Linked DNA regions of Homo sapiens: region 2 is linked to region 1. A link is an interaction called in ENCODE POLR2A ChIA-PET data of the cell type or tissue named here. Cell type or tissue: GM12878. All regions are shown on one strand. Links, peaks and the distances in the headings refer to the core of each region. The heading gives the core; the rest is flanking DNA.

Region 1 (4,253 bases), core at 1-4,000:
AATTTGGTTAGAGAGCGAAGAAAAAAGAAAAAACTCCTGGATTGCAACACTACGTGACATAACATTCATTGTTAAGAGACAATGATTAACCTGCTGAGTTAATTTTAAAAAAGGGGTGGGGGAAGGTGGTTTTGTGCTTCTCCAAGTGTGTTTCACAGAACACTAGTTCCTTAAGATATTAATAGGAATAATCAAATATACTCAGGAAATATTGTGCTAAATAGAGTTAAACAGGTTTCTTTAGTGAAGGAGCTCTAAGAGCTTTATGAGCTCAGTATGTTGTGAAACTCTAGTGGTGGAATAGAGTAGGTGGCGTTTCCCAAACTTATCTGACCAGAACCCGTTTTCAAACTAGTCTTTCCTCAAATATACTTGGGGAAGGCCTGGGGTTTTCTGAGATGATTTAAGTATGGAACTTTCTGGAAGCTAGGGACTGGCCTTGCTACTCAAAGTGAGTCCGTGCACTTCATTATCATTGTAAGCATCACTTAGGGGCTTGTAAGAAAGCTTAGGTGCTTTCTTACAAGTATCTGGCACCTTGGTGCTCCTCCATGGGGCTTCTCTACACGGAGAGCTTGGACTTCCTCGAAGCATAGCATTCTCAGAGTACTGGACTTCTTCCATGGCAGCTGGCTGCCAAGATGGAGAAAACAGATGCTGCCAGATTCTCAGCCCCACCCCAGACCTACAGAATCAGACTCTGCTTCCTAACAGTATGCCCTGATGGTTTATTATATGCAGATTAAAGCTTGAGAAGCTCAAAATTTCTTCAAGCCTCAGGATATGGTAACACACAATTCTACAGCAGCCATATCTCTAACATTAGCTGTCTGCTATATAACAAACGGCCTGAAAATTTACTGTCTTGAAACACTAATGACTTATTTTTCACAATTTTGTAGGTTGACTTGGCTTAGTTGGTGGGTTCTTCTGCCTTCACTAGGCTGAATTCATGGGCTGGACTGCCAAGGTTTCACTCTTGTATCTGGCGCCTTGGTGCTCCTCCATGGGGCTTCTCTACGAGGAGAGCTTGGACTTCCTCAAAACAGCATTCTCAGAGAACTGGACTTCTTCCATGGCAGCTGGCTGCCAAAGATGGAGAAAACAGATGCTGCCGATTCTATTAAGGCCTGGCTTGAAAGTCCTAGAACAGCACTTCTGCTGCATTCTACTTATTAGTCAAAACAAACCACAAGGCCAATTAGATTTGAGGAGAGGAAAAATGGTTTCCACCTCTCGATAGGTGAAGTACCATGCATATGCAAGGCAAGGAATTGGTAATGGCCGTCTTTGGAGACTATCTACCATACTCTCTACCCCCTCTTGAGTGATATTAGATGCTGTGCATGATCCCTTCTTAAACTCTAAGTACTTGAAAAATGCTTTAATATGTGTCCCAGACTGGCTCCTCCTCCAAGGTAAACAGGAACTTCAACCCACTTTACAAAGGAAAGGTATGTCCCATTTATGGAATGCCAGTGCCAGGGGTGTGGGGAGGGGTGTTAGGTCTCGTTATTCATCAACACCAACTAAAATCATTTATTCTAAACCTACTATGTGCCAGGAACTTGGTTCTGCATATATAGCATTATATAGTATAATGTACAATTCTAAGAGTACTTTCTCAATGATTTCCTATCCTTCTAATGGTAGGAAACAAACACTAAACTAGTAAATCATTAAGTAAACAGAATAATTTTGGAAAGCAATAAGGCTATGAAGAAAATAAAATAGTGTGATGTGATTGTGAGTGACTTTCTAAGTTGATTTAAATTAAGAGGTCAAGGAATACCCCGTGGAGGGATTGTCATTAACTGAGACTTGAAGGATGAGGAGGCAGCTGCTTGAAAAGCTGAGATCACAGTGGCAAAGAGTGCAAGTGCAAAGGCCCTGAGGCAGGGATGGGCTCTACATGCCTAAGGGGCAGAAAGAAAGTCACTGGACCTGGTGCACAGGTCTCAAGGGGCAGGGAGCCTGAGATGGGGCAGGAGGAGTGGGTGGTGGGGTCAGGCGTTCACAGGGCTCTGTAGGTGAGAGCGAGAGTATCTCATTACTTTCTGACTGCCATGGGAAACCACTGGACAGTTTAACGCAGGATGTGACACAGCTTGATTTGCACTTTTACAAAAAGACTCTGGCTGCGTGAGAAATAGATTATAGAGAGAGGGCTGGGCACAGTGGCTCACACCTGTAATCCCAGCACTTTGGGAGGCCAAGGCAGGCAGATCACTTGAGGTCAGGAGTTCCAGACCAGCCTGGCCAACATGGCGAAACCCCATTTCTACTAACAAATACAAAAATTAGCTGGGTATGGTGGCGAGCACCTGTAATCCCAGCTACTCCGGAGGCTGAGGCTTGAAAATTGCTTCAATCTGGGAGGTGGAGGTTGCAGTGAGCTCAGATCACGCCACTGCGCTCCAGCCTGGGTGACAGAGTGACACTCTGTCTTAAAAAAAAAAAAATTATGTAGAGAGAAGAGCAGAAGCAGAGAGACCAGTTAGGAGGCAAATGCAACATTCCAGGCAGGAGGAAATAGCAGCTTGCACTAAGGTGGGGCTCTGGGTGCGGACGAGCCAGGTGGAGTATCCCTGTCCTCGCCAACCTCCTACCATCAGGGAAATGCAGTCAGACGTCATCCCAGACCCTGTGGTTCCACGTGAAGAAATACATGTCTTGATTAGGACTTCACAGGGTAGAACATTGCTCCAAGTCTCTTATCTTTTTTTAGTTTTATTGGGTTTAGATGATGAGGATTAGAATAAAATTTTCCTACATATCCTTTTGTATCTGGAAATATGTGACCATGAGACACTTTATTTCCTTCCTTAATCTTCCAGGGTCCTGACCCAAAATCCAGATTGGTCTGAATTAGGTCTGGTCTGCATCTACTGCAGCAGAAGGTGAGTATAATACCACGGTGAACCCCGGCAGCAGTTTACGGCGCAGCTAGTTAATATTCACTGACTACCTTTGTTCATGTTTCAAATATTTTGGCAAGGCCATCCATCACCTCTTGCCTTCAGAGATTAAGCAGAAAGAAGCTGCTCTATGATTCCTTTCTTCCCACTTGAACCCAGAATGTCCACAGATGCTATATCTGGTGGCCACCTCAATCCCACAGGTACTCTTTAGTTGGGACAGCATGAAGTGACAAAGTTTGTATTTCTTATTTCCATGATATTACCATCTTTTTAAATCCTTTACATGTTGCTGCTTCTGATTTTGCAAGCCATGGGCATGATGTATAACATGTTCAATTTTCTGAGATCATTTCAATTTTTACATTCAATGTATCATTCTAATTGTTATACATTGATGGTTCATTCAATGTATAACAAAACAAATTTCATTTTTTATACTTCTCTAGTTTCATGTAAGCTCCAAAATCAGGGAAAAAAAACTACTTATCAAACCCTATCTCTAAATTTTGTTCAGAAACACAATCACTATAAATAATCTCTGCCTCTGAGAAAGTTTCAATAGGTGTAACTTTGTACATCATTGACTCCTTCAAAATAAAATATTTATCCACTATGTGCCAGGCCTGTGCCAAAAAACTCAGAATCTAATGCAGTTTTGAGCATGATGCTTTAATCAATTAAGAACATAACAAATGACCTTTGTTCATTATAAGCGAATTTCGTTCTACTCTGTTGGGTAGGAGTATACCAGATGGATCAGGTAAACAATGTGACAGGGAGAGAAGCCAGGAGAACAGAAGGCTCTAGCAACACATATCTCATTTCTGCCTTTATTTATTTCCCCAAAACCTTTCTTAAAGTCTGCAGCTAACAGAACAGGCAGTTTTGGAACCTTGACCCCAATGCCTATTTGTTCATGGGTTGGTAAGAGAAAAGGGACTTAGTTTCCCTAGGGGCTCATCAATAAAGAAAAAGAATGGCTTTCTCCTCCTTATTCCTCTGGGAGCTTGGAATAACAGTCATGTTCTGCCTACTAGTTGCAGAAGCTGTTACTTGTGAAGTAAGACAATAGGGTTGATAGTAAGCTGGGTTGATATGGTAAGGAGGGGGAGAGAGAGAGAGAGTGGGGAGGAGGGAGCGAAGTAAGAGGGGGGAGGAGAGAAAAAGTGGTTTAATAAAGAAAACAAGAGCAGTGATAAGAGACTGTTAGAAAGGCAATGAGGAAGTCAGAATCACAGAATCCTGAATGAGAAGTGCAAACTTACTCTTCCAATCCTCTTTTAAAACATAAAGTAGGCTGGGCATGGTGGCTCATGCCTGTAGTCCCAGCAC
Region 2 (4,523 bases), core at 247-4,246, 68 kb before region 1:
AAGGTTATGTTAGAGAAGCATCTGTATATAATATAATATTATATCGTCCTTGTGCTGTGCATTAGATTTCAAGGCTTATTCATCCTATGTAACTGCAGTTTTGTACCCTTTGACCTACATCTCCCCCTGGTCCCTTTGGTAACTGCCAGTCTACTCTCTGTTTTGATTATTTTTAGATTCCTCATATAAAAGAGATCATATGATATTTGTTGTTCTGTGTCTGGTACATTTCACTTAACGTAATGTCCTCCAGGTTAATCCATGTTGTCACAACTGGCAGGATTTCTTCCTTTTTAAGGCTAAATAATATTCCATTGTGTGTGTCACACACACACACACACACGCACACCACATTTTCTTTATCCAGTCATCTGTCAATGGACACATTGTTTTCATATCTCAACTACTGTGAATAATGCTGCTTTAGAAGCACAGTAAGAAGTCACCCGGAACCTTCTCCCTGCCACCACCCAACCCCAAGGCCTTGTCCTAAGTCAGGAAGAGGGAAGCCTGAGAAGAGAAAAAAAAAAAAAAAAAAGGGAAAGACAAAATGGTATCTCTGTGAGCTTTGGCGATTGAGAAACAGCTAAGACTGGAATTCTCCCTGACCCATTCCTGAGTTTTCTGAGCTTGCAACCCCTGCAGGCATGCCTTGCAAGTCACATATTATAATTCCTATTTTCCAGGCAAAAGATTAAAGACTCAAAGTACAGTTGACTGGTTATAGAAATGTGCTTGTCTGACTGCTGGATTACCATCCCTCTGGACCTCCTGCCAGTATTAGAACCCTAATTTTTAAAGGCACCAGGTGGGCCATGCTCAGGGGAGGCTGAGCTGCTTGCTGCCAATGTAAGGGAATCATGATTAAACTATGCCAGTGATCTGAGCACTGGCTGCCCATTAGAACCATCCCAGTCTAGTTAAACCAGCTTATCTGGAGTAAGTCTAGGCCTCAGTAGTTTTATAAAGCTCCCCAGTGATTCAAAAGTGCAGCCAGGACGGGGATGGGCCAACCTAAACTACTCATGATAATTTCCATTCTCATTAGCATGGAGGGAGAGTGTTCTGCAGGGTTCTGGGAAAGCAAAATTCCTTTCTTTGAAACACAAACATATTGTGTTGATGAAACAGGCTGTGCTGCACCCTGAGGTGATGCCTAGAACTGTGGACACCATCTGGAGAACAAAAGCCAGCACACTAAAGTCGGCAGGGGAAAAAGAAGGGGAAAGCCCGGCTACTTAAGATATTATTGGACCGAGCTCACGCCGGTAATCCCAGCACTTTTGGAGGCTGAGGCAGGCAGATTGCCTGAGGTCAGGAACTCAAGATCAGCCTAGCCAACATGGTGAAACCCCATCTCTACTAAAAAAAAAAAAATACAAAAATTAGCCATGCATGGTAGCAGGCACCTGTAATCCCAGCTAGCCAGGAGGCTGAGGCAGGAGAATCGCTTGAACCTGGGAGGCAGAGGTTGCAGTGAGCTGAGCTGAGATCACGCCACTGCACTCCAGCCTGGGCGACAGAGCAAGACTCCATCTCAAAAAAAAAAAAGAAGAGAACAGATGAATTACCCAACCCTGAAACTGCTCTCACCCGGACTTTCTGTGTTAAGTGAGTTAATAGTTTGATGTGGCCAGTTTTTGTTGGATTTTTTATTACTTGAAGCTGAGAACATTCTATGTGATATAATCACACAGAAAGCAGCAGAGCTGAAAGTCAAGCCAAGTTCAACTCTGAGGCAGCCAATAGAAGCTAAGAGTGAGGAGAGACCAACAGATAAGTGGAGTTATTTGAATCAGATCAGCGGGTTTCTAGATGGTTTTTAACTAGTAAAGGTAGTTTGTTAAGGTTATGAAATTTTTTCTCTTCTTTTTTTCCTATTCATCAGAATCCCTACATGAAAATGAAGAACATCATCTAGTAATTAATTGCCAGGTTTAAAAATATAAAATTGGAGAAGAAGGCCAGGTTTGAAATTTGGAAGGTGGTTGAAATTAACAGCTAAATTTAAGAATCAGGATTGTCTTGGGTTTCAGTAAAACATCTAGTAAATTTATTCATTTAGTCAATAACCTCAGTGACTAATGAGTCAAACCAGTTTTTCAGTCCAGTAATTTTTCATTTAGGGCCCCCAAATTAAATGTTAGAAAGGCCTCTTTCTAACATTTAGTCATTATAAAATAATCAAATCAGTGAAAAATCAGCCACCAGAAATAAAACTGCCTCTTGGAAGGTTCTTATACTTATCTGTATCACCATATTCCAACAGGCAGCTTAAGGAAAGGGGTCTGTCTGTGCCTTTCAGTTCACAAGCAACCTTGAGAAGGCTAGAAATTTCCACAACAGTACCAAAGAACTGCCTGAAGGTGGCGCTCAAGGGCGATAGTAACAGAGTGTGTGATCTGGCAATTTCAGCATTTGCAAGAAGTCAAGCCAGTTTTTCTTTTCTTCCTGATAAAGCTAATTGCCTTGCATTAACACACAGCATAAGACTTCGCAGCACAAAAAGAATAACGGAATTATAAAAGGTATAATTTAGAGGCTTTGTCAAGAGCTGTGATGAGCATATCCTAATAGGTATAAATGTTCTGAAGTACTAATGCTCTATTAAGAGGGGTTTCTGAAGGAGGAACAATGCCTGCATTAGTGTTCGGGCTCTGGAGAGGAAAAGCTTTTTGGTCTGCAATTACTGGTCTCCTATTCTTTACTTTAGAACACATCTACTTGATGCTTGCTATTTTTTTCAGGCACACTTCCCCCCTCTTGTTTCACGTGTACATTCACATGAGTAAAATATTGCTTTTTACGCTTTGCTGGGTATTGAAGTTGCTGTCTGATGGAGAGGCTTAGAGCCTCACCTTGAAGCGGCTTCCCCTAACACTGGGTCTGTGAAGCTTCAAAGTGCAAAACATGCTCATCTAGACAATACCATAAGGCCACCGACTTTGGATTTTCTGCCCTACTTCCTGAGCCTGCATCTCCGACTATTCTTTCCTTTGAAGCTCTATAAAAGTATGCACTCTTGCCTCCCTGTAGAGTAAGCTGCTCCTAGAATAGGAACTGCTAACACTTTCTCTTTTATTGCCTTGACAGTAGCAGACCTCCTACCTCCCAATTCCATATCGCCACCGCCCCCCGAGCTCCAGTACTTTCCCACCTTGGGCTAGGACCAGCATGAACACATCTCCCAGGCACATCCCCTTGCATTTAGGAGGCCTCAGCCCCTGACCTAAGGTTGCCCTGGCTCTTGGCTTTCTCCCTTGAAGATCAGGTTAATCCTACTGAGAAGAGAGAAAGAAATTAAAGTTTATCTTACCTAAGGAGGAAATTCTTTCTGATCCCTATACCTTCAAAGACCCTCCTCTGCACTGGACTGTGAATGCTGAAAGGCAGCCAGGATTGGAGCTGATAGAAATGGATTGCCAGGTAGCATTGGTTAGTCTTATGTCTTTCGTGGCTTCTAAAGCCTCATCTCCTATTAGCAGGAAGACTTGGCCTCCATATTCTCTCCCTTCCCCAGTCTAATAGCCTGGCCTGACTTCCTACCACCTGCCCCTTGAGGTTTCTTTCACCCAGAGTTGCCTCCAGAAGGAAGTAGGCCAAAAAGGGGAAAATCCAAAGTCAGACTTGTGGGGAGGGTGTGAGCCACCAATGGGGACTGAGAATACAAAATTACTTTGGTAGAGGAGTACGTTGTCCCTCCCCAGGACAGAGCTTGTCCCCTTCATCCACATGCATGTTTTGAATTAGACAGATGAAAACACAAATCTCCAATATCTCTTTCTTTCTGAGCAGTACATGTTACCCAGACTAATCACAGGTCATTGAAGGGGTTCAGTTGAATGCAATGATCACATCTTTATTCTTCTTTGGAATAGCTCACAGTGTCCCATCCACAGGCAACTTCACAGCAAGAGGGAGGGCTGGCACAGCCTCATACCTGCTGCCAGAACACAGGGACATGTAATAGTTTTCCTTACCTTTACATTTGAAATCCTCCTGTTGGGGGTTCATTTTGCCCACTGCCCAGACAGGCTGATTTATCAAGACAGAGGAACTGCAAGAGAGAAACAGTTAACTAATTCATGCAGAGCTGGCTCAATGGGATACCAGAGTTTTATTATTACTCAAAACAGTCACCCCCAAAATTTAGAGGCTGGGGTTTTTTAAGGATAATTTGGTGGGTAGGGGGCCAAGTAGTAGGGAGAGCTGACTGGTTGGGTCTGAGATGAAATCACAGGGAGTCAAAGCTGTCCTCTTGTGCTGAGTCATTTCCTGGGTGGGGGCCACAAGACCAGGTGAGCCAGTGTGTTGATCTGAGTAGTGCCAGCTGATCCATCAAGTGCAGGGTCTGAAAACTATCTTGAGCACCAATCTGAGGTTTTACAATAGTGATGTTATCTGTAGGAGCAATTGAGAAGGTTTAGAATCTTGTGGCCTCTAGCTAGCTGCATGACTCCTACACCATAATTTCTAATCTTGTGGCTAATTTGTTAGTCCTACAAAGACATTCTGGTCCCCCC

Evidence for each region. Peaks named below come from ENCODE experiments on the same cell type or tissue, not always from the same donor. Only the 100,000 strongest peaks of a DNase experiment are listed, where the experiment ranks them.
Region 2: POLR2A ChIA-PET joins it to region 1 with 10 read pairs; 10 of 35 experiments call an interaction of 5 or more read pairs at or near these places.

What each region holds. Positions count from the first base shown.
Region 1 is chr15:38,620,833-38,625,085 of GRCh38, reverse strand. No RefSeq gene overlaps it. Among named protein-coding and RNA genes, the nearest start is that of RASGRP1, 58 kb to the right of the region's middle. In GM12878, for the core only: no CTCF peak of the experiment used is centred there; DNase peaks (open chromatin) are centred at 374 and 2,046.
Region 2 is chr15:38,688,772-38,693,294 of GRCh38, reverse strand. It overlaps LOC105370775 (a long non-coding RNA gene), which reads right to left. Exons shown (of 2, transcript XR_007064584.1): 2 at 4,099-4,401. Among named protein-coding and RNA genes, the nearest start is that of LINC02694, 5.6 kb to the left of the region's middle. In GM12878, for the core only: a CTCF peak has its summit at 2,368 (motif pointing right); a DNase peak (open chromatin) is centred at 2,379; H3K27ac peaks cover 2,206 bases.